Linked DNA regions of Mus musculus: all the other regions are linked to region 1. A link is a loop called in an ENCODE intact Hi-C map of the cell type or tissue named here. Cell type or tissue: heart. All regions are shown on one strand.

Evidence for each region. Peaks named below come from ENCODE experiments on the same cell type or tissue, not always from the same donor. Only the 100,000 strongest peaks of a DNase experiment are listed, where the experiment ranks them.
Region 2: it touches region 1 in a loop (8-fold over the local background); 2 of 42 quality-filtered maps call a loop at or near these places.
Region 3: it touches region 1 in a loop (3-fold over the local background); 3 of 42 quality-filtered maps call a loop at or near these places.
Region 4: it touches region 1 in a loop (6-fold over the local background); 6 of 42 quality-filtered maps call a loop at or near these places.
Region 5: a loop joins it to region 1, with 6 times the contacts of the local background. A loop is called at or near these places in 3 of 42 quality-filtered maps.
Region 6: a loop joins it to region 1, with 8 times the contacts of the local background. A loop is called at or near these places in 2 of 42 quality-filtered maps.
Region 7: a loop joins it to region 1, with 6 times the contacts of the local background. A loop is called at or near these places in 9 of 42 quality-filtered maps.

What each region holds. Positions count from the first base shown.
Region 1 is chr4:105,155,497-105,159,496 of GRCm38, reverse strand. Plpp3 (phospholipid phosphatase 3) reads right to left here and starts at 2,150. Exons shown (of 6, transcript NM_080555.2): 1 at 1,534-2,150. The coding sequence starts at 1,672. Gm29838 (a long non-coding RNA gene) reads left to right here and starts at 2,826. Exons shown (of 2, transcript XR_376486.3): 1 at 2,826-4,000. In heart, CTCF peaks have their summits at 135, 1,167 and 2,376; DNase peaks (open chromatin) are centred at 106, 486, 1,036 and 2,116; H3K4me3 peaks cover 2,771 bases; H3K27ac peaks cover 2,150 bases.
Region 2 is chr4:105,260,375-105,264,374 of GRCm38, reverse strand. No RefSeq gene overlaps it. Among named protein-coding and RNA genes, the nearest start is that of Gm40217, 57 kb to the left of the region's middle. In heart, no CTCF peak of the experiment used is centred here; a DNase peak (open chromatin) is centred at 1,783; H3K27me3 peaks cover 330 bases.
Region 3 is chr4:105,402,036-105,406,035 of GRCm38, reverse strand. No RefSeq gene overlaps it. Among named protein-coding and RNA genes, the nearest start is that of Gm40217, 85 kb to the right of the region's middle. In heart, no CTCF peak of the experiment used is centred here; DNase peaks (open chromatin) are centred at 2,135, 2,665 and 3,815; H3K27ac peaks cover 224 bases.
Region 4 is chr4:105,422,243-105,426,242 of GRCm38, reverse strand. No RefSeq gene overlaps it. Among named protein-coding and RNA genes, the nearest start is that of Gm40217, 110 kb to the right of the region's middle. In heart, a CTCF peak has its summit at 2,469; a DNase peak (open chromatin) is centred at 2,202; H3K27ac peaks cover 290 bases.
Region 5 is chr4:105,656,833-105,660,832 of GRCm38, reverse strand. No RefSeq gene overlaps it. Among named protein-coding and RNA genes, the nearest start is that of Gm29922, 190 kb to the left of the region's middle. In heart, no CTCF peak of the experiment used is centred here; a DNase peak (open chromatin) is centred at 1,972.
Region 6 is chr4:105,276,795-105,280,794 of GRCm38, reverse strand. No RefSeq gene overlaps it. Among named protein-coding and RNA genes, the nearest start is that of Gm40217, 40 kb to the left of the region's middle. In heart, no CTCF peak of the experiment used is centred here; DNase peaks (open chromatin) are centred at 764 and 2,004; H3K27ac peaks cover 42 bases.
Region 7 is chr4:105,550,458-105,554,457 of GRCm38, reverse strand. No RefSeq gene overlaps it. Among named protein-coding and RNA genes, the nearest start is that of Gm40217, 230 kb to the right of the region's middle. In heart, a CTCF peak has its summit at 1,981 (motif pointing left); no DNase peak of the experiment used is centred here.

The DNA of each region.
Region 1 (4,000 bases):
CTGGAAGGGTCTTTTAAAAATTCAACAACTTGATTATAAGACCTTAAGTCATCTGGCTCACTACGCATGATAATAAGCCTGCCGCCACCAGGAAGGCAGGCCCCCCAGTGACAAGTCCTCTGAATAGCATCCTAAGGTTGAGCGCCTGGGATCTGAGCAGAGAATTGGATCTCCATAACTACTACTGTAAGCCCCCTGGCCTTTCACAGCCCGTAATCTTCCCTCCAACTGTCCCTATCACAAGAGGGCCATTCTTAATTTTAAATTCTAAGAAACCCATCGTCTCACAGAATTCTAAGGAAGGTAGTCCGGCAAGAACAAGAGGCCACTGCCTAAGAGTCTTCAATGAAGGAAGTTAAGCCAGGTCGCCACAGCCTGCCCCGGCTAACCCCCTTCCAAAAGGATGAAGCCTCCGTGCAGGAGTTCTTTCTATTTTGGGGGAACTTAACTGGGAACACAGATGTTTCTTCCGTTAGCCGTGTTGGCAGAGCGGCTCCTGGACGGCATCCGAGTTCTTAATGCAGGAAGGGGCCTCACAGACCATCTACTTGAATCCACTCATTCAACTGAGGAGGATACTGAGGCCAAGGGGGTACTTAGGTGGCACACCCAGCTGGTGGCAGAGGGGCAATGCTTTGGTGACAAGTTTTCCACACATTTACATCAAAAGTCGCTTTAAAGGAAAAAGTCCTATTTTTTTACTTCAACCCTGGATGTATGTCAATTGCTCCCCCCCCCCCCCCGTTTAATAAATCCTTTTTCTCCCACTTCAATTCCTGAGCCTCCCACCGCTCTTTCAGCTGAAACTTGCATCTGTTCTAATAGTTGAGCTAGCGCCTCAACTTTGAGGGAGTGTAGCTCCACTGTGGCCCCCAAGCAAGACTGTGGCAGGCAGCCTTTCTTTCAGTGGCCTCCCGGCACAAGTCAGGGAGTGAGCTAGTTTAAAGCTGATGCCCGGGAAGCGGCCTATCAACTGGCACACAGTAGGCGCTCAACAAGTGATGTGCTCCTCGCTGCCCAGCACCTGGCCCGGTAGAGCCGCGTTCCACCCTCTGGGGCTTTCAGCCAAGCGAGTAGCGAGTGACAAGGCCGGCTAGCGCGACTGGCCCTGCAAGGCAGCGCGACGGAAGGGGTGGATGTTTACATGCAGCCGGGACGAGCAGCGCCACTCCGGCAGGAGCCTGCCTTGCTCGGAGACCGAGATGGGTCTCACTCGCATCTGACTCGGATACAGAGCAGAGAGCCACAGGTTTCCTCCATATCTTGGAGCTCGAGCTCACACCTTCCGAGGTGCTGGGCCGGACTCCCAGCTGGAGATCACCCCTAAGGAGGTGGTTCCAGCTGCCGCGAAAGCACAAGCACGCCCCAACTTGAATTCGCAGGCCGGGGATTGGGGGTCCGGGAGGGCGGGGAGCTCGCGGCCAGCACGGCGCCCGGGGGTGGGGGAGATGGCTGCGGGACCCTGGGGGCTGACAGCGCAGCGGGGCCCGGGGCCCGGAAGGGGTTGGGTGGGACCCGTGGGACTGCGCTCACCCATGAAGAGGCAGAAGAGGTCCAGGCAGATGAGCAGCACCCGCTTGCTGCCGCCCTTCCTCGGGTTGTTGTTGAGCGCCGGGCTGCCGCCGTTCTTACTCTCAGGGACGATCGCCTTGTCGTACTTGTAGCTTTGCATGGCGCTGGCTGCGGGGAGCCTCCCGGGGCGATGCGGGCCGCCGCTGCTCAGGAGCGGGTATGCGGGCTCGGGACGCGGCGGCGAGAGTGCAGCCCGGCGGAGTAGTTCCAACTGCAGACGCGGGTAGGTTTCCCCTCTGGGCGCCTCTGCTTTCCTCTCAACCCCAAACTGTTCGCTAGTCCAAGGGGAAGAGAGCCAAATCCCGAGCAGGAACTTTTGCAGAACTGTGCTGCCCCGGACGCGTCCGGCTGGCGTGCGTCTGCGTGCTGGAGTTTGCGAGTGGGCAGCGTCGGCGTCCCGCCACGATCCTCCGCAGCTACTTAATGAATGGAGCAGCGCGGAGCCCTGCAACTCCGCAGCGTCCTGCAGCTAGCTCTCCTCAGCGTCTGCCCAACTCCAACTCTGCCTCCTCCTCCTGCTCCTCCTCCTCCTGCTGCTGCCGCCCGGGCTGCCGCTGTGATCGCTCGGTTTGTTTTCTGAGCTTATATTTCACGAGCGCCTTTAAAAAGCGAGGGGGGAGGAGAAGGACCTCCTTACTTGGCTCCAACAAGATTCAGAAAGCACAGCCCCTTCCTTAAGCTGCCTAAAACGTAGGATAATTAAGGCCACATTTCCCCCACCCCTTTTCCAAAAAAAAAAAAAAAAAAAAAATCGTAAAAGAAAAAGTTGTTCTCAAACCAGAGAATCAGGGAGCCCCTAGCGTTCAGAAACTCCAAAGCATCACAAAAGGGGAGGAAAAAAAACATATAAATAAAATTTTTTTTTCTTGCTGGCCTTTGATTAGAGGTGGGGAGAGGATCGGTGGGAGGTCTATAATACTAAAATGCTTTCTTTATTTACTTGTTTATTTATTTACAAATTTCAGCCTTGAATTGGATTATCCTAAAAATTCAATTTTCAAGGAAAGCTAGGTTGGTTGTTGTTTTGCTTTTAACGCTCAGCACCGGATAATTGTGCTAGATTCCGAAGATCCTACGGTGTAAAAGACTCCGGGCTGGGCGGTGGTGGCGCACTCCTTTAATCCCAGCACTTGAGAGGCAGAGGCAGGCGGATTTCTGAGTTCAAGGTCAACCTAGTCTACCGAGTGAGTTCCAGGACAGCCAGGACTACACAGAAAAACCCTGTCTCGAACCTCCCCTCCACCCCCCCCCCCCCCGAAAAAAAAAGAGACTCCAGAGCCAGACCCCCTGTTCTAGAATCCTATGTCTCTGTGCCTTAATTTCCCCGCGAGTAAACTACAGACACCAAAATATTTCTCCCCAGGCAGTCATGGTGGAGATATAATTGATTCTTTCTCATGTGCTTCTGCAGCAAAGCTTGCACAACAGAGGAGCTCGGTGAGTTGAGCCAATACTACTAGTTCTGAACGTGGGTAACCAAAGCCAAGCCTGCCCGCCTCTTTCCTAGTCCAGCTGGCCTCCGGCATACCTGAGCATTATTGGCCTTGACTTTCAAGGAATCTGATGTTTCCCTTTGAATACTTTTTATATGGTTTTATATGATTTTTAAAGTTGATTACTTTTTTATGAGCTGGTTTTTTGTTTTTTGTTTTTTTTTCCTTCAAGAGAATCAACACTTGAAGGGTCAGGACCCTCCCTTACATTTTCCTTAGTATCAAGCTTGGAGCACAGTACATAGCATACAAATGCACATTTCTTCCAAGGGTCTTTATAATACAGAGGTGGAAATGGCTCAATGGTTCTAGCATTGTTGTTTGTTTGTTTGTTTGAGACAGGGTCTCTCTCTCTCTCTCTAGCCCTAATATGTCTTAGAACTCACTATGTAGACCAGGCTGGCCTCAGACTCACAGAGATAGATCTGCCTGCCTCTGCCTCTCGAGAGCTGGAATTAGATGCAGCTGGTTCTAGTTTTTATAAAAAGATTATTCTATCTAGTATTCTATATCAGTCTATACAGACTAGTGTTTTGCCTGCATGTATGTCTGTGTGCCATATGCTCGAAGCACTCACAAAGGCCAAGGAGGGCTGTTAGATCCCTACAACTGGAGTTACAGATGACTGGGAGCCACTGTGTGGGTGCTGGGAACCCAATCTGGGTCCTCTGCAAGAACACTAGTTGCTCTTAATCACGGAGCCATCTCCCCAGCTCCAAGTCCTAGCTTTTGGATGGATAGTACAAATGATATCCGACTGCCCTAGTGGGCCACTCCATAACTCTGTATCCCACCGCCAGCCCTCTTGAGTATCCCTTTTATTGCCTACCGCTTCGGTCCCACCCCTCTACCTACATCATAAACCTTCCTCCCCTCAACTAGCACACTGTTTCTCCTCCGGTGCACCCTGATCTTTCACCCCCTCTCCTTGTCCT
Region 2 (4,000 bases), 100 kb before region 1:
GCCTAGCGTGCTACGACTCTCAGTATATGTCACCGGAAATTATCGTTGTCTTCCTCCTGTCAGGGACTGCATTAGAAAAAGGGGAGCTCACCTCTGGGGTCTGTTATCCTACCACAGGGGACACTGTGTCAGGAGTGGCTTGATAGATTCCAGATGACATATTCACAGAGGTAGAAGCTAGGTACATTCAGGCTTGGCATGCTACTGGCTAATTTAGTCAAAGGTCTTGTGGGGGAGCTACTAGGAAGATGTGTGATGTGTTTCTCTTGGATGTGAGCCGGCAGACTGCAGGCCTAGAGTTAGTGGGCATCATCTTACCATGAGATGGATATTCAGAAGGAAGCCAGTGTGAAGAAAAGGGCCTGGATGGGAGGGGCAGGTATCATACATAATGACATACTGGAGCCCCAATCTCCTATACTGCCCTCCCCGCTTCCCCCCATCCTACCCCAGGTCACTGAAACCATGTGAAGTGACTCATTCCTTCACAGAGCATGGTCTATCTCGTGGTTTGTCATAGTTAATGAAGAAATCCCAATTACCACACAGTTGTTGAGACGGCAGAAGTGAAACTGGAGTCTGGTCAGGATGGTGGAAGGATGCACTGGTGAGACCTACAGAGCAGCTCCGCGGGGCAGGGCAAGCTTCAACTTCTTTATTCAGATGATGGGTATTGAGTCATAGCTGACAATACTCCTTATGCCTGGAAAGGGTTCATAGCGTATCTGTGACTGCTACCTAAAGAGCGTAGTGGGTATGTCCCTACGAGTAAAGAGTCAAGTCTAGAATAATGGACACATAAGAATAGTTCCGTCTAGAAAGTGGAATTAGAAGGCGGTCTTTCACTTTCTGCTTCAGATCATAGTGAACTAATGAAGCTATCACCACTAAGTGTGCTAACACTTAATCCCAGCCTTAGGGAGAGTGTGAGGCAGGAGGATTCATCCACAGTTTGAGGCCAGGCTTATCATAAAGGAAAACCTTTATAAAGGAAAGAGAGAGAAAAAGAGAGGAGAGAGAGAGAGAGAGAGAGAGAGAGAGAGAGAGAGAGCGAGCGCAGAGGGAAGGAAGGTAAGAAAGAGAAAAGAGAGAAGGGAAGAGAGAAACAGAGAGAAAAAAAGTTATTTTCAACCAATTTGTATTATTTGAAAAACCAGAGCAAAGGCTATCTCAATTTTAAAGAGTAGGGCGATGGCAGTGCCACACTTCTGATGCCACACTTCAGAGCACATTATATAATTCCCCCACAGTATTTGATGCCAGGGTCTGAGTGCACAAACAGTAGTCGCCTACAGCTAGCAAACATGCCCCGAATCTGCCCAGTATCCCAGGCACTCCTAAGGAAAAGGACAGCTTCGCAGACGTGAGAAACCTATTAAGATCTAAAGAAACTAGAGTGAGCCGAAGTCTTCTCCCCCTGCCTTGCTGAGAACTTTCTCTTACAAACATCTTATCCCCTCATCCTGAAGAGTCAGTCAGTGAACACTAGACACACGCCAGCTCAGGCCATCCCGTGCACAGGACTGGCTTTATGTTATCTCCTTTATTCTTTAACAGAAACCTCTGTCAGCAAATCCTATATGTGGGGAGATCCAGGCTGAGGGTAATGAAGGAGGTCCCTGGGCCCGCCATTTCCGATTGCTTTCAGAGCTCACCATTCTCTACTCTCCCGGGGAAGTCTTCCAGCTGACTCTGCCCACCCCAATTCCTTCTCTGGAGAACAGCGGGTGATAAATGATGGACAATCCTCACCCAAGTTTCCACATTTCTTACCCCAGGAGCCTTGGTGTCTGGGACTTTCTAAAATTAAGCCGCTCGCTTCCTTCCCTACCTTGAGCCAGTTTTAAATATAGGCTCTCCTATCATCTTCCGTGTTCCCTGATTTCCTCTGTGCTTCACGGACCATCAGATCCAGCAGTACTTTTCCTATTGCCCCTCACCACTTCCTTTGAGGATCTCACTCGTTACTCATTTTGGATCCGTGGTCTCATAGACGTTCTTTCCTGATGCACGTTAGAAGACGCTTTTCGGGGTTTTAGTCCACCCTGACGGTTGGAATCCAGGATATCTTGAGACCTGTACAACTTGACCTTGAGTAAATTTCTTAGAGGCAGTGAGATGCGGAGAAAGGATAAGCTGTCCCTCTTCCTTCTCCTAACATCCACGAGATGCTTAATACATTTTCCCCAAGCCAAATGTAAGGGTTAATTGAACAGTTTCAGTATAAAAGTTCTGACCTTAGCCGGGCGTGGTGGCGCAGGCCTTTAATCCCAGCACTTGGGAGGCAGGTGGATTTCTGAGTTCGAGGCCAGTCTGGTTTACAAAGTGTGCTCCAGGACAGCCAGAGCTACACAGAGAAACCCTGTCTCGAAAAACAAAAAAATAAAAATAAAAAAATAAATAAATAAAGTTCTGACTCCTGGTACCTAGAAATTTTAAGATAACTTCTGTTAAAATAATTTTACATTTTTATTTATGTATTCTGTCTCGATTTATATTTATGTATTATTAAAATTGTATTATTGTAATTATGCATATAATTATATATAGAAATAGTGGAAGCTGTGAGCTTCCAGGGCAATGTCAACACTACCAGTAATTGCTATAAACTTTATATTGTTTCTTTAACTCAAAGTGAGTTTTTAAATCATACTGACCTCATGAGTTAAGTCACTTAAAGTAATCCTTGCCCCTTTGAGCAGGCAGTATCTGTGAGCTATTATAATCGCTACATTGGTATGCACTGGGCTTTTCCACGTGTCAGTCTCTGTGCAACTCCCTGCATTCTCATATTCACAGTCCCATCACCTCCATCCCTTGAGCTGGGTGAAGGTGACTCACAGAGAGAAGATGAATTGCCCCAAATCCCACAGCTAGTTAGTGACAGAGGCTGGGCTAGTGTCAGGGCAGTCAACACCAGAGCTCCCCTTTCACCCACCATGAGCTTATCACCCCTGGCTTCAGCTACTTCCCCAAGGAACTCCTTGGCTCCTTCCTACCCAGATACCTCAGGGACATAGCGACATTAATCTTTGTTTCCTTCTGCTATTTATGGTCTGTTACCTTGCTGATACCGTATCACAAGAGTTGATTCATCAGAAATGATGTCTCCGTGGTTATGACTCTAAAGCTCCCAGAACATTCCGGAACCTCCACCAATATGTCCCATGACTGATTTCAAGTCATGAATGATAGAGCACTTATCACGAGGCAGGAGGCAGCCTACTGTGGGAAGAGGAAAGGAGAATGACTAGGTTAGAAGGCCTATAATACGCAAGTGTCAAGGACCTGCTGAATAAGCTGTGTACACACAGCCTACCATAAACAGGAGGGGTCAGCCCAAGCTGCTGACAAGCAGGGGCACTGCTGCAGAGACAGTAAGCCGAAAAACTAAAGCCACAGGAGCTACCCTTCTCTACAGATAAGGGAGGGGCTAGTCATGGTTTCAGACTCCCAGATCATCATCCTTGTCCCCAAACTTGCTCTATTTCTCCAATTTCATCTGCCCCAAAGAAATGCCTTCCATGTTACTCTGTCCTCACAGAGCAGAATGCACCTGTCATGGAAAACAATATTAATAAACCAAAGCAATAGCATAAGGTAACCAATACTTAGACAGAGCCTTAAACATCATTTTCGTATCAGAACTGAACTTTCTTTGTCAAAGCCACTTTCCCTTTAAGACCACAAACTTTCTGAGCTGGAGGAAGGCAGAATGATGATAAATCTACCAAGCCCAGCAGCCCCTTCCATCAACCCTGTAATGAGAAACACATGGAGGCAGAGGGGACTGAGGGTGGGGTGGGCAGAGTTCAGGAAGCCCCACCCACTTCTGGGGTACATGGGGATTTGTGGTATATTTCAAATATCCCAGCATTCCTAGGGGGGAAGTGACAGATAGCAGAAGTCCCTCTATAGTTGGCAGATGCGGGTCAGCAAAGATAACAAAGGCCTCCTGTGAGGAAAGGCCATAACCTGATGTTTTCCCTGCTTTCTGTGC
Region 3 (4,000 bases), 250 kb before region 1:
ATGCATCCCAGTGTTGAGTCTGGGGCTGGATGACCTGCCTGTTTTGTAAAGTCTCCAGAGGAATGAGGCTCTCAGAGCACAAGAGGTCAGGCTGAGATGACGGAGCCAGGCATTCTTCATGTCCACAAGCTACGTGAGGACACAGAGAATGTTTTATTTGCCCCTTTAAATCCAAGTCCTCCAGACAGCACCCATTATGGAGCTTGATAAGGCATTTGTTGAATGAATTAGTAAGACATCTGCTGAATGCGTTGATGACTCAACAAACCAATTTCCACCAATTTTATATGAACTCGGGCTAAAATTAGTGTTGAACACAGTTTCTGATAGACATCCACTCTGTGCTTGCCTCTTCGGTAAACATGCAAACAGATAAAGGTGATTCCAAACCCACTTTTAGTTTGCCAACCACTAGTCATCTGAAGCACTTTCCTCAGTCCAGTGAGGCACTGACAGGCAAGCTTGAGGACCAACCATATCCAAGACTTATCCAGAAAGGAAGAAGAAGAAGAAGAAAACAGATTGTCACTTCCTCTACATAGTAGGGCAAGTCTATTGATAAACTCAGCACATGTGTCCCACCCTGGTGGAAGGCATGAGCTGTGTCTCATGCCCCTAGTGTCTCACTTAGTCAATGATTGGCCAATGACTAAAGTCACAGCATACATTCAAAGAAAATGGGTTTTGGAAGAAAATTCTATGGACAATTTATGTAAGAACTTAAGTGACTTTTAGCATCCACTGTTCAGGGCAGCATCTTTTGTTTTGCTTTTTATTAACCTACCTTTGACCTAAGGAAGAATGGCTTGCCAGCGTCCTGAGATTGAGAACATAGCAAGCCTGCATTCATTTTGCTCTTACTTTATTTATTTGGTGCTAATAGGGTTAAGAAAATGACTTTTACAATTTCAAAAAAAAATACAGGGTCAATCCTATCTAGCTAAGGATGAGTTATGAGCTACATATCTGACTTATTAGATGTTAAATGGTTCAATTAGTATGATTGTACAGAAAACTCACCCCCACACCGCTGGACTGAACTAAGTTGTAGATACATTAAAACTGTAAGTTTTGAGCTTTGGGTCTTTGTTTCATCGTCTCTTCTAGACTGTCATTGCCAAAAACTATGCAATTTGTGGTTGCAGATTTTCACATCACCACTGTATTTAGGTAATCTGACTTACCCTCTTTATGTGCCTCAAGATGAACTTCTCATAATTTCAATCATATGGAGAATTCATACATCAAATCCATTTACTGCCTCATCCTCATCCCGTTCTATTAATCATAGCTTTACTTTGAACCTCATTGTGAGACCATCATGTCTATAAAATACAGTTTCTCTCATCAGACAGTTCATATCTAAATTTAATAGGCCACTTTGATTATTTAGTCATGGTTTTGTTTTGGTCTTGCATTTTGTTGTTCTTGTTGTTGTTGTTTTTTGGATTGTTTGTTTGTTTGTTTGTTTGTTTTCAAAAGAGCAGTGAATAGGAAAGACTGACAGTGCAGTTTGGATCACTGGCAGTTTCCTTTTGTCATAGTGGCTCGTCTACATTCAAGCGACCGACCCTGAGGAGATTTTGTCATTTCCAATTATATCAGTGTGTCATGATGGCCATACTTACAACCAAATTAAAAATAAAGATGGCCTAAATCAGTTTTTTTTTAATCTATCTTAACAAAAAAGACTAAAGGAAGGGGAATGGACTATTGCTGGAGCAGACTGTGGTATAGGGAGAGTCCCCAGACACAAGAAGGAACACTGGAAATTTTTGTTGAGTCATGGGGGGGGGGGCGATGTGTGGAGTGTTTTGAATACTACCCACACAAGGTAAAATGGCAGCTGCCATTGCAGGACAATCCCTCTGTCTTCTACTCTTCTGTGCTTCTACTCCCTGCTCAGCAGTTTCTTGGCTCTAGGGGACCTGGGGACTAGCTGGTGGTAAGAATACTGGTGACGAAGGAGACAGAGTAGAATTGGTTTTAGAGCTATCCTGAAGAGCCAGCTTGTATATATTCTGCATCCTTTCTTAGAAGCCTGCCTCAGATTGAGGCAGAAACTGACCAAGACAAGGAAGGGACGTTGTCCAGGCATTGCCAGGTCCCAGGTTGAAATGAAGTCACAATATCCTTACGCACTTGCCTGGCTTCCTGCCGTATGCTTGCCCTAGCATCCTGAGTGTGTTACTTAACCTGTCTGAGAATCCATTTCCTCCTGTATAAAAAAAAAAAAAAACATTGGCAAGAAATCCTGAAGATAGCCTTATTCACTTAGTGTTCGTCACGGGCCAGGCATCCCAAGTACTCAAAGAAATAAGCAGATTTATTCCAGGTAAAAACCCAAGCCTGTAGGTGCCTTTTATACAGAGGACAGAAGTTACTCACTTTAGAGAAGTGAGTAACTGCAAGCAAAGACCCCCCCCATTTCTGATCCCATCACCTCCACCCTCCACCTTCATCCCCAACCCTCCACCACCACCACCTCTACCCTTCACCCCCATCCCCACCACCTCCACCACCACTCTGTACCCCACTCCCATCTGCCATGCCCCACACCACTTAATCACATGAGTTAGACAGCTGGAGTATTTAACACAGAGCCTACAGCAGCATGCAAAAGCCTGCAAAAGTCCCTGGCTAGAGGGCCGAGCACCTATCTGGCATGAATGAATATTGCTTTAGAAATGTCAGGAATGTGCCCTAAAGTTGGACCTGAGCCACCCTCCCTGGCGTGTGGGAAGTTAGGATTAAAAAATAACCAAGGCTTTAGATTACAGAGCACGAACAGCCTGGGTGCATCCATTGGCCCAGCCAACTGTCAGCCCCTTCAGGAACATGAGATCCTCTGGAGGGAAGGATTTGGGATAGCCCAAAATCTGAGAGCAAATTAGAGTTCAATACTGGTCCCCATATGCCATGTCAGGGTTTGAATGTGGCATTTTCTCCTAGGGGTCATGCACTGGGGTTTGGAGAAGTGATTGGATTTTTAAGAGTTCTGACATGTTCAAAGGATTAATCCCTCTGGATAGTCATGGTAATGTGGAGTTGTTAGGGGGTGGTGAAATGTAAGACCTGTGACTTAGAGGATGAAGGTCACTAGGAGTGGGCCATAGAAAAATATGTCTCGACTCCTGCCTCTTTCTCTTTTTCCCTCCTCCCTCTCCTTACTACGCCCCACCCCATTTCCTGTTCATCAAACAGTACAGCAATTTACTATGGCCATAATCTTCAGTCTCATCTCAGGCCCATGCACAGAACCAGCAGACTTTCTGAAACCTCTAAAAGCCATAAGCCAAAAAGAATTATCCCTCTTTTCAAATCAGTTTTTTTCCAGTTATTTGTTATGGTAACAAAAGAAAAATCTAGTATATGCTTATAATTCCAGCTCATGAGATATGAAAGTTGAAGACTCAGGCATTCAAGGCCAACTTCACATGTTTGAGTTAACTTCACAGTCTAGCCTACATGAGACACTATAGACTATAAGCTGCTACCTAAGATTCAAACCTGTATTCCACCACCACCACCATTATCACCATAACCCCACCACAACCACCACCACAACCACCAGCACCACCAGCACCAGCACCACCACCACCACCACCACCACCACCACCACCATCACCCTGCACTGTTTTGTAAAGAATCAAAAACGGGAGTTGGGCACTGCAATCATATTGAGCCCATGCACACGTGTCTTCCTTCTGTCTTCTGCCTGCCCTCTTGGATTTCTTTGGAAATAACAGTCTTCTTATTGACCTCACCAGTTTCTAGCAGTCACCACTGGCCTTTTCCTTGGAACAGAGGTCCTCTGGGGACATCTGCTTTGAATGCCCAGATAAGAGACATTTGAATGGTGTTTGTCGAGGGCTGAGAGCTCCAGACTTTCTTCTGACATTTTTAAATTCCTTTTCAGCTCAGGCCTAGAGCCCTAAAACTAACTAAAGGACCCCATCTCATTCTCCTCTCCATTCCTTCTTTACTGGTCAGACCTGGA
Region 4 (4,000 bases), 270 kb before region 1:
CCGGTCTCTTCCACATCTTGTTTTGCTCCTTGACCATGAAGGAAAGGCTTTTTCTGTGCTGTGTGTCCCTGTCAGGATACTGCTACCTCACTGTCATTCCAAAGGGGCTAGCAGACTGTGTGACGCAACAGGAATGACTGTGAGCAAGAAGGAAAAGTCTCTCTGCATCCGTTAACTCAGGGGTCTGTCAAGGTGACATATGTGTCTCAGGGTGACAGACAGCTGACCAGCAAAGGACCTTACATCCTGGTGTCAACTCTGGAGCCAAACTGCCTGGGGCCAAATCAGGCCCTGCTGCTATGCTGTGTGGCACAGGGGAAGTTCACCTACCTGTCTGAGTTTCATTCCCCTGTCAATGGTGTGAGGCCAGTGTGACTGTGCTTGTGTCATGGGTTTGGTTTGAGAACATTTGTAGTGCATTGATAGTACAAATTGCTTAGGACAGTACCTGTGTGTGGCACATCATGTAAATATATGATATGAATGTAAATGTTAGGCATGATCAGGGAAATGTTTCTTTTTTTTTCCTATAAATAAAATTGCTTTTATTTTTTGAGAAGCTGCAGACTTAGTGACAAAATTATCAAAAGCTACAGAATTCCCAAGGATCTCCCCCATCCCACCCCTGCGGCCACATTATCTCCCCTGTTATCAGCATCCTGCATTGATACAGCATATATGTTACAGTTAACGCTGAGCCAGCATTGACACACTTCCTGACTGAAGTCTGTTCCTTACGTTAGGATTGTCTTTGTATTGTGCACTCTGTGGATTTTTTGACAACTAGGTGTCAGGCATCCGCCATTGCAATGTCTTCCAGAATAGTTTTATTGTCCCTTATTCTGGCCTCTTGACCCCTCACCCAACTACAGTCTGTCACCGACATTCATACTGTCTTTATGGTATGTCTACCAAGACATATGTCATCTTGTGAGAAACATATGGCATGGCACGCAGCATTGCAGATTGGCTTCTTTCTCTTAGCCGTATGCATTTACATTCCACCCCCACCCCCGTCTCCCATTGCTTAAGTTTTGATTAGGAGGAGAGGTCTTCACTCAAAGCTGAATGAGGGTTCTCTAAGGAAGCTGAGCGAAGAATCTTTGGCCCTTTGTTCTTGTGCTCTGGAGAGCTCTGCACCTTTGCCCTTAAAACTTGATTTCCTGCTCTAGAAAAAGTCCCACCCCTAAGGCATCTGGCCTCTCAACCGTGACCCTTTTAAAATGCAAATATTCTGAGATCCCTGTAGGAGTTTCAGGAGTGGACCCAGGGCGTTTTCCTGCAGGAAGAGGCCATCATCTGTCCCCATAGCCCCTTGCCTAGAGATGGGACTCTGGAGAGCGGAAAGCAGAAAGGTAGATGACAGGGAATTCCTTACCCACGTCTTCTAGCTGGAGGTTCAAATAGTTTCAGTGGTCACACTTCATGAAGCAAGAACAACCACAAAAATCAGAACACAGCAAAAGGTCTTGTAAATTTCATCCATGAACATACATGACTTGACCATATTTAATTTTTAGTGATAACTTTTACCAAAAAAATAGCAGTTAAAGATCCTCAGAACTTTTAATTTATCAGCACTTATTTATTTACTGAGCACCTAAGAATTTATGATCCTGTGCAAGTACAAAGTAGTGTGACCTCAAGATAAAGCAGATGGATACGTGTTTCTGCCCTGCTCCATCAAGGAAGGCTTCCCGGAACAATGGAACTTGATCATGGAGGTGGAGGATGACCTAGATGGGAACATGACACACTAGAGAGGACCTGGGTTGCTGACAGTGGGACTCTATTCTAGAAAGAGTGAGCAGCTCTGTTGGGCTCAGAAGAGGGCATTCTTTAGAAGTGGGGCCTGGGCACTCCCAGGTCTATGGCAGGAAGTATAGCCTGCAAGAACATGGAGCTGGGCACTCCAGTTCTGTAGCTAGGAACCATCGCCTTCGAGGATGTGGGCTAGGCACCCAACAGGACAGATTTCAGTTTACCTCTCTTCCCAGGCCCAGCCTTTCCTGAAGTGTAGTCCCTGAACCCTTGTCCCAAACCCCTGTTGTAAGTTCTTAGAGCATTTAAGGACTTCCTTCTTCCGGCCCGAGTCCTTGGCTGCTGTGATCTTCATTGTCCCCCTTAAGGAACAACTTTATTCTCATTTCTGAAGGTCAGACAATAGAATTCTTGTGAGAGGTCCTTCTCTGGAACCAGACAACAAGGCAACCTTGCCTCAGCCTGAGGAGGAGTGGGTGGGGCAGCATTTCCTTCCTGGAAATCAGTTTGCCTGCACTCTGGCTCCCCACCCTGCTGCTCTGACCACTGCCTTGTCCTGCCAGGACCCTATCCCCCCACCCCTACCCCCACCCCCATTCCTGATTACCCAGCAGCTACTCCTCAGCCCTGTCCTTGGTGACGGTTTTCCACATTAAAGGTCAGACTCTTGGGTGACTCAGCTGTTTTGTCAAACAGCTCCCCCATGCTTTCCAAGTCAGGGAAGGCTTGGGTCTGCAGAGACTACATAGAAATAAATCAGCAAACAGGTGCCTGTAAGCATAGTCTTTTAATCTGTCTTTCTCCTGACTGCCTTCATGTGTCTATGAACACACCATACACACACTCACACACACACACACACACACACACACACACACACACACACACACACACGGGAGGGGGAAAGAGGGTACTTGGTCCTCTTATTACTTGTGCTCACCCCACTACCTTCCCATTACTCATCATTCTTGACCCTGCTCCACCCCCACCCCCACCCCATGCCCCAGCCAGTTCTCACACCATCAGGGACCTGAAGGCTACCTGTGGTAGAATGAAAACACCAACACCTTGAAATCAGAAAGAGTTCAAATGACAGCTATAGCAACTGTTGTACTAATCTGTGTAAGGTATCACTCTCTCTCTCTCCTCTTCTCCCTCAGCCCAAGTCCAGAGATTTAAAGAAAAAGGAAAGACTTTCCCTGTGGATTGAACTACTCAGCTCATAAGTAACTTAGAACAGTGGCTGCAACAAAGTGTTATCATAGTGTATATGTCGGGTCGTCCCTTAAAGCCAGACTGCCCATGAAGACCATAAGGAGGCAGAGGGAAGAGAAAGGGCTCCTGCTTCAGTGGGAAGATAAAGAGAATTAATGGGTTTGACAAAATCTAGTCACTAGACTCCTATAAATCAATCTATCCTCCCTCTCTTCCTTTAATTAGCAAATTTCTCCACATGAACCAAATGGGAGAGTCCTGTCTTCCATGCACACTATGGGCTGAATTTCCCAGCCTTCTTTGAATCTAGCAGTGGCCATACAGTGGAACATAAATAAAGTAGGGGAAGACAGTCTCGTTCTCGGGTCACTTTCTAAACAGAGAAGCAGAGGAGGAGGAAGACGAGGAAGACAAGGAGGGGGAGAGGAAAAAGTTGTTCCCCTTGCTTTCTTTTGCTCTTCCCTTTAGCTAAGGATGGGTTGATAATTTCCTTGAAAGTAGACAGGGAAGCCACGTTTCATATGACAAACTTCTAGAGTGTTGCACGAGGGCAAAAGCACATCTGTTTGATTTAGGTCCTGTCGTTGAATGAGCCCAAAATAGCAGCGTAGTTAGCCTCCGACTCATTTCCAGTGAGACCTCCCCCAGTGGTTTTCAACAGATCAGCAAAGCTCTGTTTCCTTTGTTGCCTCTGGCCCGATTCTGACAATGTCTGTCTTACCTAAGACTGTGTCCCTTCCCACCTGGCCCTGGGTCTCCAGTCAGTCCTCACCCCAGCCCAGGACAATTTCAGGAGCAGTAACAAAACTTTCTACAGTAGGTACATGTTTCAAATTGTTACACTCCTAGCACAGTGTGCTGTCACTTCTATTAGCATGGAATATTGCCACTAAGGAGACCTAGATAACAAGAGCGCCCATCAGGGTAGCTTTTGCTCATTTTCTTCTTCAAATGTCTCATTTAGTTTTCGACACTTGATTGCAAATCATGCTCTAGTACCCAAAGAGTGTTCTTCTGGGACCAT
Region 5 (4,000 bases), 500 kb before region 1:
CTAGTGCCAAATGCTACCTAGCCAAGATTGATGGATGCTAACTAAAAGGTTGTTCCATATAAAGGGGGTAATGCTGCATCATCAGTACTTGGGTTCTCAGTGGCTTTATATGCATCCAAATATTTCATCATTGTTCCATACTTTGGAATTAATAATTGTTGTGTTCCACCCTTGATAAGACTGCTTTAAACAGGTATCTAATCTGACATATGCATCGAAGTATTATCAAGTTTTCCCTTTCAGATATAATATTAAGTATCAAACTAAGAGGTCATTCATATTAAATGATTGATGGATATAATGTTGGATCTAACAGAGCTCATTAAAGGAGGAAAGAAAACTTACAGCAGGGATAGTGTGCCCTTCTAATGAAGCATTGCAGTCAAAACAGAATTCACAATGGAGCTGTAGGATGTGATGCTGTGTTACCTGAAGTTTGTTGCTAAGGATGGCCCTGCCCTTGCCTCATGAAGTAAGATACTATTCAAATATGTATACTTTGTAGGGCTAGTACAATAACCTCATTATACTTAAATACTATATTAAATCTGAAGAAGTGTCTTATTTTTATCTTGGAGAACACAATTTGAGAATTTCTGCTTTGCATATGGTCTTAAATCTCTTCACCAGACTGTGAGTCCTTGAAGCTTGCAGATTAAGTATGTGTCCTATGGTGGTTTGCATGATACATAATTAAATATCATAGACTCTGGCATTTGAATACTTGGTCTTTGATTGATGGCATTGTTTTGGAAGACTTAGGGGGTGTGGCCTTGGTGGAGGAAGTATGTTACCAGAAGTGGGTTTTGAGATTTCAAAACTTTAAACTGTTCTCGGTTTATTCTCTGCTTCCTGATCACAGTTCAAGATGTTGGCCCCAGTATCCTGCTCCAGCCTGCTCCTTGGTGCTGTGATAAGAACTCTTATTCCCCAAGAATCATAAGTTCAGACAAACCCTTCTTTCTATGAGTTTCCTTGGTCATAGTGCTTTCTCACAACAATAGAAAAAGTCACTCTATAGCTTAGTAAATGTCCCTGAAGTTGTCTGATTGTGTATAGTTGGTTGAACTTTATTGAGAGAATTAAAAATCATCTATTTCCGGGGCATTTAAATAAAAGATTAAAAAATAAGGTTCCTTTCCATAAACATTGAAACAAAAAGTTTAAGAAAAGCATTTAAGTGGGCTGTTCCTTGTTCTTACTAAAAGAAAATTCCATTGTGTTATTTTCTCCTAAGAGCTAGAATTGATGTCTTCTTTATTCCTTGGTGATATGTCTAGGTGCTTCGATTCTAAATGAGTTCTCTCATCTTTTGAATGGGCATTTTCACTTATCTATCCTGTCTTATCTTAGACTTCACTTCCAATTCTATCACACCCAAGACTGGGTTTTGGTAGCTTTCCATGGGTCCCATAGGCTCCATTCACTGCCTCATAACTTTAAAACTGGCTAAATTGACTTCCATGAGAAAACAACTACACACCCATTTAACATTAGATTCCTTGAACCAACTATGTGCTCAGAAAATATTTCTTGCTGAGGAATTGGGGGAATCAAAGGGGCTCAGAGGATGAAGTACTTGTTGTACACTTCTGATGACCTGAGTTTGATTCCTGGAACCTACATAAAAGTGGAAAGAGAAAACCAAACTATCTATGTAAAATTGTCTTCTAACCTCCACATATAAATTGTGGCATGAACACACACACTCACACACACACATCATATAACATACAATAATAATGATGATAATAACAAATAAAAATTAAAATAATTATATAAAGATGAATGGGTGTTTTCCCAAGACAGCTAAAAGCATACATAGAGGGCCACAAAAAACCAAACTCGTCCTTATTATTGTCAGTGATGTGGGATATGAAATAACTTGCAGAGAAATCTGCTTTGGCCATCACTGTTGCCTGTTGATCCCATCTGCCTACTCAGCCCCGCCCCTTCTCCCATTACACTCCCATGGAACCTTCCTGAATCTGACCTCATGCAGGCAGGGCTGGGGGGTGGGTGCCTTTTAGCCTCACTAACCTAATTGTTCCTCATTTCCTGCCTATAAATGGTGCAAGGTGTGGAGCTGCACCTCCCAGTGTCCCAATCTCAATCATTTGTCTGCATTAATCGACACTAATGGCTTTTACAAATGTAAGTCTTTAAGCTTTAGTAAGTTACATGTGTTTGAGGAAACCATTGAAAGGAGGCAAACTCACTGATCCTGGAACTTCCAAGGAAACGTTCTCAGACGTCTTGAAGGCAGGGGCAGGGCCCAGCATTCCAAAGCCGGGTGCCTTTGCTCCCAGATCTCCTGAGAGAGTAAGTTGTTATTATTAATAAAGTGTGACTTTTCCCAAATGAAAGAACAAAGCCCTGTATGTTCCCAACTGGGTAGAAAAGACAAGCACAATGAAATTTCAATTACATCAGGTTTTCAATACCAGAAACTGTACATTTAACTTACTTGTGTTTTTATATTCTTTTTATATCTGTTTTTACATTATTTTAAGTATTAGATAAAAGCGTAAATATATTTCTGCCCTCTAGCTCCCAGCTATAATACTAGCAGCATCTCCCATCTTGTCAGTAATTTTTATAATTGTAGTCATTCTTATATACCATATGTTCTGTTTTTCATGTTGTAGTATCAATACATTTTTACTCAATATTCTACTTTAGATAACTTTCAACATGATTAAAATTCTGGTGAACTAGTGTCTCTTATTTTAGTACATTTAGTTTTATATTCTTAACTGTTCCTGTACTAAAATGTTTAAATACAAGATATATAACATATGTTATTAAAGTACATAAATATATTTATAAAATATGCATGTAATATATCGTAAGTTTATATATTTATGTACATATTATATACATATAAATATATAAAATAAATTTATATATTATATACAAATTATATTTCTACATATATTAAGATGTATAAAGTCTATTTTAAATATAAGATATAATTAAAAAATAATTTAAAAGTAACAAAAGGACAAAAATATTCACAACTCATATGGAAGACTGGGAATTGATCACTCACCTTGGCATATAGTAGTGGGAAAATTTCAAGGGTCCTCACTAAAAGGTTGTGTCAGAATAGAAATCTAACAACATATTACTACTTTGAAGTGTCATTGCAAAAATGATTACTCAGCGCAACTGAGAGCATACCCAGCTGTACTTTCCTCTACATAGATTCCCCACATGTGCAGAAGCAGAAGCTCATGTGTAGGTACTTCACTTCCAAGTGACTTCTAGAAGAAAGAGTGGCATACAGCCAAGGAAGTGCACAGAGGAACTCAACAAAAGGAGCTCATCCCATTGAAGAAAAGCAACCCTTCATCTTACCAGAACTCCCACGGCCAAAATCCACACTTCCATCTCCAACATCTCTAACGATTTCCTCATACCTAGCCAATACATGGGTGCATTCTTGGTGGACCTCATCCTAGAGGGATAGGAGAGCTTGTTGCCTTTAATGCATAAACCTTGGTGACTCTTGCCTTGTGACTATTGTGACCATGCATGGAAGTATCAAGGATCACTTTGGTGAATCCCCTAGGTTTCTGGTATATTGTGCCTTGTTTCCACTCTATAGCAACAAGCCTGGTGCCTCTACATATCCAGAGTCCGTTATCCTCATCAGGATAAACTGAGGTCTTTGTCTGTTGGTGAATGATAAAGGGTGCTTGTGACAAAATGGAAACACAGTTTGAAGCTTAGTGGAAATCTTCCAGTGTCTCTTGATAGAAGTATGCTCCAAATTGGAAGTTAGGATGTTGACGATAAGAGTCCAGAACATGGTTTTCTCAACCTGGGGACCGTGACCTTTTTAGCAACCCTCTATCTCCAAAAATACTATGTAACAATCATAACAGTAGCAAAATTACAGTTATGAAGTAGCAACGAAAATAATTCTATGGTGTGTGGGGGGAATCACCACAGCGTGAGGAACTGTATTAAAGGGTCGCAGCAGTAGGAAGGTTGA
Region 6 (4,000 bases), 120 kb before region 1:
ACTTCCAGAGGAAGTGGTGACTGAGCCACCATCTAAGGACTGAGTCACCTTTAAGCGGGGATAGGGACAGAGTGTAGGAAGGCTGAAAGTAGATAAGTGTTGGTGGCATTGAATGGTATCAGATTGCCTGTAAGCAGGCAGGGAAGTTCCCGGAGATATCACCTGGAACCTGAGAGCAGAGTCACCAGGATGGTACAGGATGTGTAACCTAGCATTCAAAGCCTGGGAGAGACCTTTGCCGGCCGTCAAACCTTTCCTTGAGGTAAGTGGAAATAAACAGGTTTGTTTGCCCTGCTTTCAGCCCCACAGTGTCCTGTTAGATAAAAACAAAACAAAACAAAACAAAACAAAACAAAACAAAACAAAACAAAACAAAACAAAACCCTTCTCAAAGCTGGGCAGTGGTGGTGCACACCTTTAATTCCAACACTCAGGAGGCAGAGGCCTGTCTGGTCTATAGAGTGAGTCTCAGGACAGCCAGGGCTACCCAGAAAAATCCTGCCTCAAAACAAAACAAAACAAAACAAAACAAAACAAAACAAAACAAAACACCTTTTTCTAGCTGGAAGATAGGCCTCCGATATTGGAGGGCAGAGTATGGCAAGATTCTCTCTCTGAGGGCCAGGCTTTGTCTGCAGTTCTCTATGAAGGGACTGACCTCTGCCACCGCAAAAACAAGGCACGTCATGTTCATTCAGCGAGCATTTGCAGTTTGCCCAGCAACATTCACTTAAATGCTCTTACTTCTCAGAGCAAAGTTCAAGTCCCAGGTTTCCCAGCCAAGGAGAACTGGCTTCTAATCAAGTCTCATTAACTGTTACCCCTGGGCCAAGCTATGTCACCACTCCTGGCAGCTGCTTTCTCTTTGTCACTTGAAGCCAGTTCCTTGCCATCAAGGCAACAGGTAGAACAGTGTATTCTAAGGTTGCCATAGCCAGGTGCCACAGCCTAGTGACTTAAATCACAGAAACACACGCTCTCACAGCCCCTGGGGCTGGAAGTCTGTGGTCAAGACAGAACACACACTTATTGATTTTGTTGTTGTTGTTGTTTGGTTTTGGTTTTGGTTTATTTTGTTTTTGAGACAGCTCTGGATGGCTTAGACCAGACTGTCCTTTAATGTACAGAGGTCTTCCTGCCTCTTCTTCTTGAGCTGGAACTAACAACATAAGCCAGTTGCCCTTTCTTACAAGACACCAGTCATACTGAATAAGGGACAAATATGGAAACCCTGGAGATGAGACCCTCAGCACAAGGCTTTAGAGCAGTGATTTTCAACTTTCCTAGTGCTGTGACCCTTTAATACAGTTCCTCATGTTGTGGTGACCCCTCAACCAATGCCACTTAGCAACTGTAACTTTGCTAATGTTATAAATTGCAATGTAACTATCTGATATGTAGGATATCTGATATTCAACCCTTCTGAAAGGGTCAGTCGATCCCCAAGTCGGTTGTCACCCCCAGGTTGAGAGCCGCTAATTTAGGCAAAACATCATCCGGCCCTAGCAGATGAAATAGCATATCCAAGTTTCTTCAGAGCCTGGCACTTGGCACACGCTGAGCAGATCCACGGACCATGCCTTTGGCAGGAGTCCATGGGGAGGTTTGGGACTCAACAGTCACTGGTTCTTGCCCTCGGCTTTAGATTCCTTGGTTTTAAGCCTGCCTTGCTGCCTCAATGATCTTGGCCAGATCTTAAGTGTTCTCCAAGATAACAAAAAGCTCGTTGCACACCGTAAATCCTGTGTCTTTTTGTTCTCACCGAGTCCTACCTTGAGTTGCTCACTCTGACATGCTGGGAACAACCTGAGAAGGGAGCAGAGAACATGACGTTCTCAGAACGGGCTCACCAGGGCCTTAGCTTTCTGCCATTGCTGCTGAGGGGAAAGCAGGGCAACTCTAGAACACTCTCCTCCCCACCCTCTCCTACTGTCCCTCAGAAAGGGTACCAACAGCTGTCTGAGAGGAAGTCCGTGGCACTGCTATCAGAGACCTAACTTTGGAAACTGTACCCATGAGGTTCATTTGTCCCCAGATCACCCACTGGTATTTTAGGCCACAAGCATTCCTCTGGCCACCTGCCCTGTTCTGGTATGCTGGGAACAGCTAACTTCCCTCAACTAGTGAAGTTTTTTTTTCCTTGAGGTCACTTTCTCATTGTCCTACTTCCCGGGTGACATGTTAAACGGGGTGTTGGGTACTTTGGTTTGTTTGAGGTATTTTTTGTTTGTTTGCGGTTTGTTGTTGTTTTGGTTTGGCTTTGGCTTTGTTTTTAAGATCATATCAGCACATCCAATTGGTAGCTTGAGCCCAGGCAATTCCTAGGGACCAGCTTTACTATACTGTTCAAGCTTTTTTCTTCGAACCCAGTCAAATCCCGATTGGCTTACAGACAATTCTGCTAGGCTCCTCCCAACAACGGCCTAGCAACAGTTTACAGCATCACCAACACCGTTGCTGGCCAATTGAGAGTCAGGTGCAGCAATTGCCTGCCGGTCAAGTGCGAGCCAGGAATGGCAGCATAGAAAGAGAATGAAGATGGCTGCTCCATACCCCGACCTCTCTTTCTCTCTAACTTCCCCCATACCCTCTGTGTTCCCATGCATTCCCACAAAGTCTCTCGCTCTCCCTCCCCCTTCCCCTCTCTCTCTTTCTCTCTCCCTCCTTCTGTGCCCCACCTTTCTTTGCCCTCCCTCCTCTGCCTCTACCCCTTTCCACCCCTGTTCCTTTCCCTTCATCCATGATAAACTTCCTTATGTCAGGTCTGTCGTGTGGCGTGATTTCTCAGAGGGACACCTTGGCTTGGGCGCACCAAGTACTCCCGTACTCCCTCTGCTGCTGCCACAGCTTTCTATTCCAAACAGTAACTGGAAGAGATGAGTGCTGGATCCTGAGATGGCACTTTGACACCCCACACCCCCAAATAATGCTTAAAGACAGAGATAAAGGATTTTAAAGAGCATTAATTGCTCTCTAGGCCAATGAGGGGTTCCTTGCGCCCCTTTATGAGTGCCATATTTTGGCATTAATTTTCAAAACAACTTCTGCTCGTTATGGAATTGGGAAATGGAAAGACAAACTGTGTGTGCATTCAGACTGATGCACAGGCCATCTCCTGTCTGTTAAGATCGTTGCTACTGGTGCTCGCTTGCTTTCCTCCAGTCTTCCTTCTTGGGAATCTGGGAGCATGCTAGAGTTAAAGTTTTATATCTTTATTGTCTGCATAGCATTCTGTTAAACTGATGTGCCTCCATTAACTTAGCCATCCTGCCACTGTTAACTAAGCCATCCTCCTGTCACAGAAGGCTGGCTGCTGCATCTGTTTTCTCTTTTGCTGTTGATATCTTTTGTGTTTGCCTTATTTAAATTTATGTGCACTGTCTGACCTGAGTCCTCAGCAAAGCTATTTCTGACACCCAGCTACTTTACCCACCTTTTAAAACCTCATCCTTAGTGTCAGACGCTATCGTCTTAAAACAATGTGAGTAAAGTAGTCACCTTCAGTGAGAAGCGAGGACCGGCATGAGCCACCGCCATAAAGAGCTGAAGTACAGCCTGCTTGGCTTTGCCTGTTTGTCTGCAGCATTAGCGGTTGGACCTAGAGTCTTGTGTGTGCTAAGCCAGTGCTCTACCACTGAGCTACGTCTCCAAGCCCTCTTCTTGATTCTTTTATTTTTGAGATGGAACCTTGCTAGTTTGTCCAGTTTTGACCCCAAACCTGTGATTTTTTTTTTTCTGCCACATCTCCCAGAGCAGGCTGATATTACAGGCACGAACCCACTTCTTTAGGCTCTAAGGCCCTTGCTCTTCCTATCCATCTGTGCTCTGAGTTAGGAGGCAGGTGACAGGAGCCAGCACCATTTTCCAGCTGGGAACTCACCCACTCGACAAAGTTAGAAATGTTGTACCTTTCAAAACAAAACGTAGAGAGCACAAATGCCTCCCAGCATTGCCAACAAATGTGTGGAATGAAAATAAACAGACGTGCCGTGCACCGTCA
Region 7 (4,000 bases), 390 kb before region 1:
TCTTAGATTTAAAACCATAGCATTTATTTTCACTACTCCCCTGTTAATCACAGGCTTGATACTTTTAAAGCCAAAAGAATCTTCAGGGTTACGCTGTTTAGTTTTTTTTTTTGTTTGTTTGTTTTGTTTTGTTTCACAAAGGAGGAACGTGTGATTCAGAAACAAGAAGTCATTTGAATTTTAGATAAATTTCTGGAAAAACAATTCTAAAGACTCAGATTTCTGGAAGTGGAAGGACCAAGTCTTGGTTTCACAACATGAACACTAGTGTTGTTTTACAACAGTTCTTGGTTAGGGGGTGAGCTTTTGTTAGGTGACCAAACACTTAACAAGAAACCACTTAGAGAGGAAAGATTTATTTGGGCTTACAGTTTGAAGAATTCTGATCCATCAAGGCAGGGAAGGTATGGAGGTGATCCTATCTGATCCTTGGTGGCAGCAGCAGGAGACAGCTGGGTTTCTTACATTCCAGTGGGAAAGGATGAAGGGAGGCAGTGCTGGCATTCAGCAGGCTTTCTTGTTCTCCCTTTGTGTACAGCCTAAGATGCTAGCATCAGCTTGTGGGGTGCTGCTGCCCACATGAAGAGGGGCCTGGGAGCAGTGTTTGACTGCTTAGCTAATCCTCTCTGGAAAGGTTCTGGCAGACATATCTAAAGGTAGATCTCACTAGTGAGCTGTCAAGTTGACAGAATTATCCACCACGTGTGGCTGTTGGACACACTGTGGGATGATCAGCCACATCTCTGGTTTCTGCCCACTGGATGCCTGTACTCAGTCCTGCAGGCATGAGTGATCCTAAAGAAGAAAATCACCACTGCCCAAGGAAACTAGTGGTGACCACTGGTTTCATACAGTCCCTGCATGTGATAGATAGGGAAACTAGACTCAGAAAATTAAAGAACACCCCCCACACACACAAGATCATTGAAGAACAGAGTTATTGGCATGTGTAAGGCCAAGACTCAAGTCTCTTAATTCTTAGCAGTGTTCTCTTTACCAAGCCTGGAAGTCTTTCTTATTTTTATTAACTTAATTTATATTAATTATTACTATGTGGATATATGGTGCATGTGTGTGTTTGCACATGTGTGCATGTGCGTGTGTGTATGCGTGTGTATGTGTGTGTGTGAGAGAGAGAGAGAGAGAGAGAGAGAGAGAGAGAGAGAGAGAGAGAGAGAGAACAGGTATGAACTTGCCATGGTGAGCACATAGAACAAATTGTAGGAGTCACTTCTCAACTTTTCCCATGTGAATTCTAGGAATCAAACCCAGACATCAGACTTGTATAGCAAATACTTTTACCCATTGAGACATATGCCCGGTCCTCAAGCTTGCAGATCTTAACCATGAGTCATTCAATAACAGATTAGTATGAAACTGCATGCTTTTGATGAGAGACTAGGCCATTGACAAGGGAGCCAGAGCTTGAGATCAGCAGATTAGGTAATCAAATTTCAGCTCATCTATTTACTAACTTTGTACCACTCCCCAAATGAACATTCTAAGTCTTCGTTTATCACTTGAAAAATAGATTATAAAAAGTATATAGTACTTACCACATAGTAGTAAATTGCTATTGTTACTATTATTCTTATTATAATTAACTGGTCCTGGGATCAGTAAACTATATTTCACATATCCCCCTGTCCTGCTTACTTTTTAAAACCTGTGAACAGAAAATGTTTTTTAAATTTTTAAATGTTAAAAGTAACACTACTGTTTGTGACACCTGTGTACAATTCATAGTCCAGTGTCTATAAATAAAGTTTTATTAAAACACAGTCATGTCAGCATATAGAATCTACAGCTGTTTCCTACTATAACAGAATTGAATGCTTTGCAACAGATGTTAGATGGTGTGTAGAGGTTGATACACTATCAGATCCTTGTGGGGGAAGACTGCCAATCCCATTGTTCAACCTTTAGTCTCTATGAAGAAAAAATAATTACAATCTGCACAGTGCCCTCTGGTGTGCGGGAGGTACTATAGCAAGTGAACTCTTCACATTTCTGATGCCACTTGAAGTACCTGTAACCATTGTATTTAAGATATTTCCCAGGGTCTGTGTTCACCAAGGCTTTTCAAAAAAAAACATAGGCTCCTAAGTCATCCAAGGGACATTAAAAACATTTACTTTTTATAGACATCCTTTCTTAAATCTCATTGTAAAATCGGTTCTTAGAGGTGTTCTTTCAAAATCTGGAATATTTATCAAAAAGAAAGGAAACGGCTTGCTCAGTGTTAAGCCAACTGCATATTTTAAGAGTTCCATGATTTGGACAGTACAATAAAGAGGGATATCCTGGAAAGGGGAAGACAGATGCGAACTAGCTGCCAAGATTAAAATTTAAGGGATGTTGTCTGGCATTCTTTTTAATACCTTGGGCATCTTGGCTATGGTTTAATCTTACTGTAGACAGAAAGTTTAGTTGTCCTCATACCTGTTTTAGAACCTTAACTCTTACAATAGCTAAATAAAATTGATTTTCAAATCAGTGAAATCTATATACTGATTGTCTAATACATGCCAGGTACCGTTCTGGGCATCAAGAAAGACAAGGAGAAACGTTAGTTCTGCTATCAAATATTTCTTGGCATCTCTAGTTCATCAGTGAAGCTGTTGAGTAAACTTCTTTCAGTACAGAAGTCAGGCATTAGATTAAACATTCTATCCAATTGAAGAAAGTTTTACTGAGGACCTTTGTCCAGCGATCTCTTCTCATGGAATCCATGTTACCCATATACACTAGTAGATAACTCAGAACTGAGTAGGGCTCTGCTATTATGATCATTTCGTTCTACATACATCTACTCGATCATTTCATTCCTAAGTTCACCTACTTTCTGCCCTTTGAAGTAGCTCATCAGTAATTACAAAGAGATAAATACTATGCAGATGTTTTGAGGAAAACCCATCAAGTCTTTCTGAATGAGAAAGAACAGACTGTACAAAGAAGCAACAATAGGGCACGTCAAAACTGATGAACTCATTGGTGATGAGATAGTCTGCGGATGTGTTCAGCCACATCTCTGGTTCCTGCCCACTGGATGCCTGTATTCAGTCTTGCAAGCATGAGTGATCCTAAAGAACAAAATCACCACTGCCCGTGGAAACTAGTAGTAGCCACTGGTTTCATACAGTCCCTGCATGTGATAGATGAAGAAAACTAGGCTCAAAAACTTGAGCATAAAGCCAGAATAAAACAGAATAGTAGCTACAAAGGAAGGCTGAGCCCAGTAGAACCATTTCTTCCCCCATGGAGCACCAATCCAAAACCCAGTCCAGAAGAGATGGAAAATTGTCAATAAAATATCAAGCCAGGTCGGTAATCTGGGGGCCAAGAATGAGGTGGGAACTTCCCTTACTGTTGCTAGTGGCAAACATAGACTGAAGAGATTCATTTAGAAGAAGGTTGCGGGAAGGGGGCTCATGGCTCCCCAGGGGGAATGGATGGTGAGTACTCAGAATGAACCATACCAACAGTCAGGAATTTACTCTCAATTTGTAGGACTTACTATATTCAGGTCCTTCTCAATTATCATGCATTTATGACAGAGGAACTTTGTGTGGCTTGTCAGTCCTAAGAGATTGTGAGCTTGTAAGCTTAGGTCTCATGTAGCTGGGAGCCCAGGCAGCAAAGAGACAGCAGAGTCAGTCATGTGAGAGAAAACATAGCCCACATGACAGCAGAGGCACAATCCCACCCTCCCCTTCCTTGTCCCCTAGGTTGCCATCTGCACATATGGCATCGAGAGTCCCATTACCTCTCCTGAGTAATTTGGAACAGAAGTAGGACTCACTCACATTGTTTAATTCTGTTTTGATTAAACCTACTTGAGTCCCAAACTGTCAGTCCCACTGCAGGAGGTACAGGACAGAGTTAGACCCAACTTCCTCAGGAAGGATCCCTTGACATTCAGACCCTTGAGGATGCAAAATCGTGCACTCCTCTGCATAATGCAATAACTGTCTCTTCTTCACATCCTATCATACATATC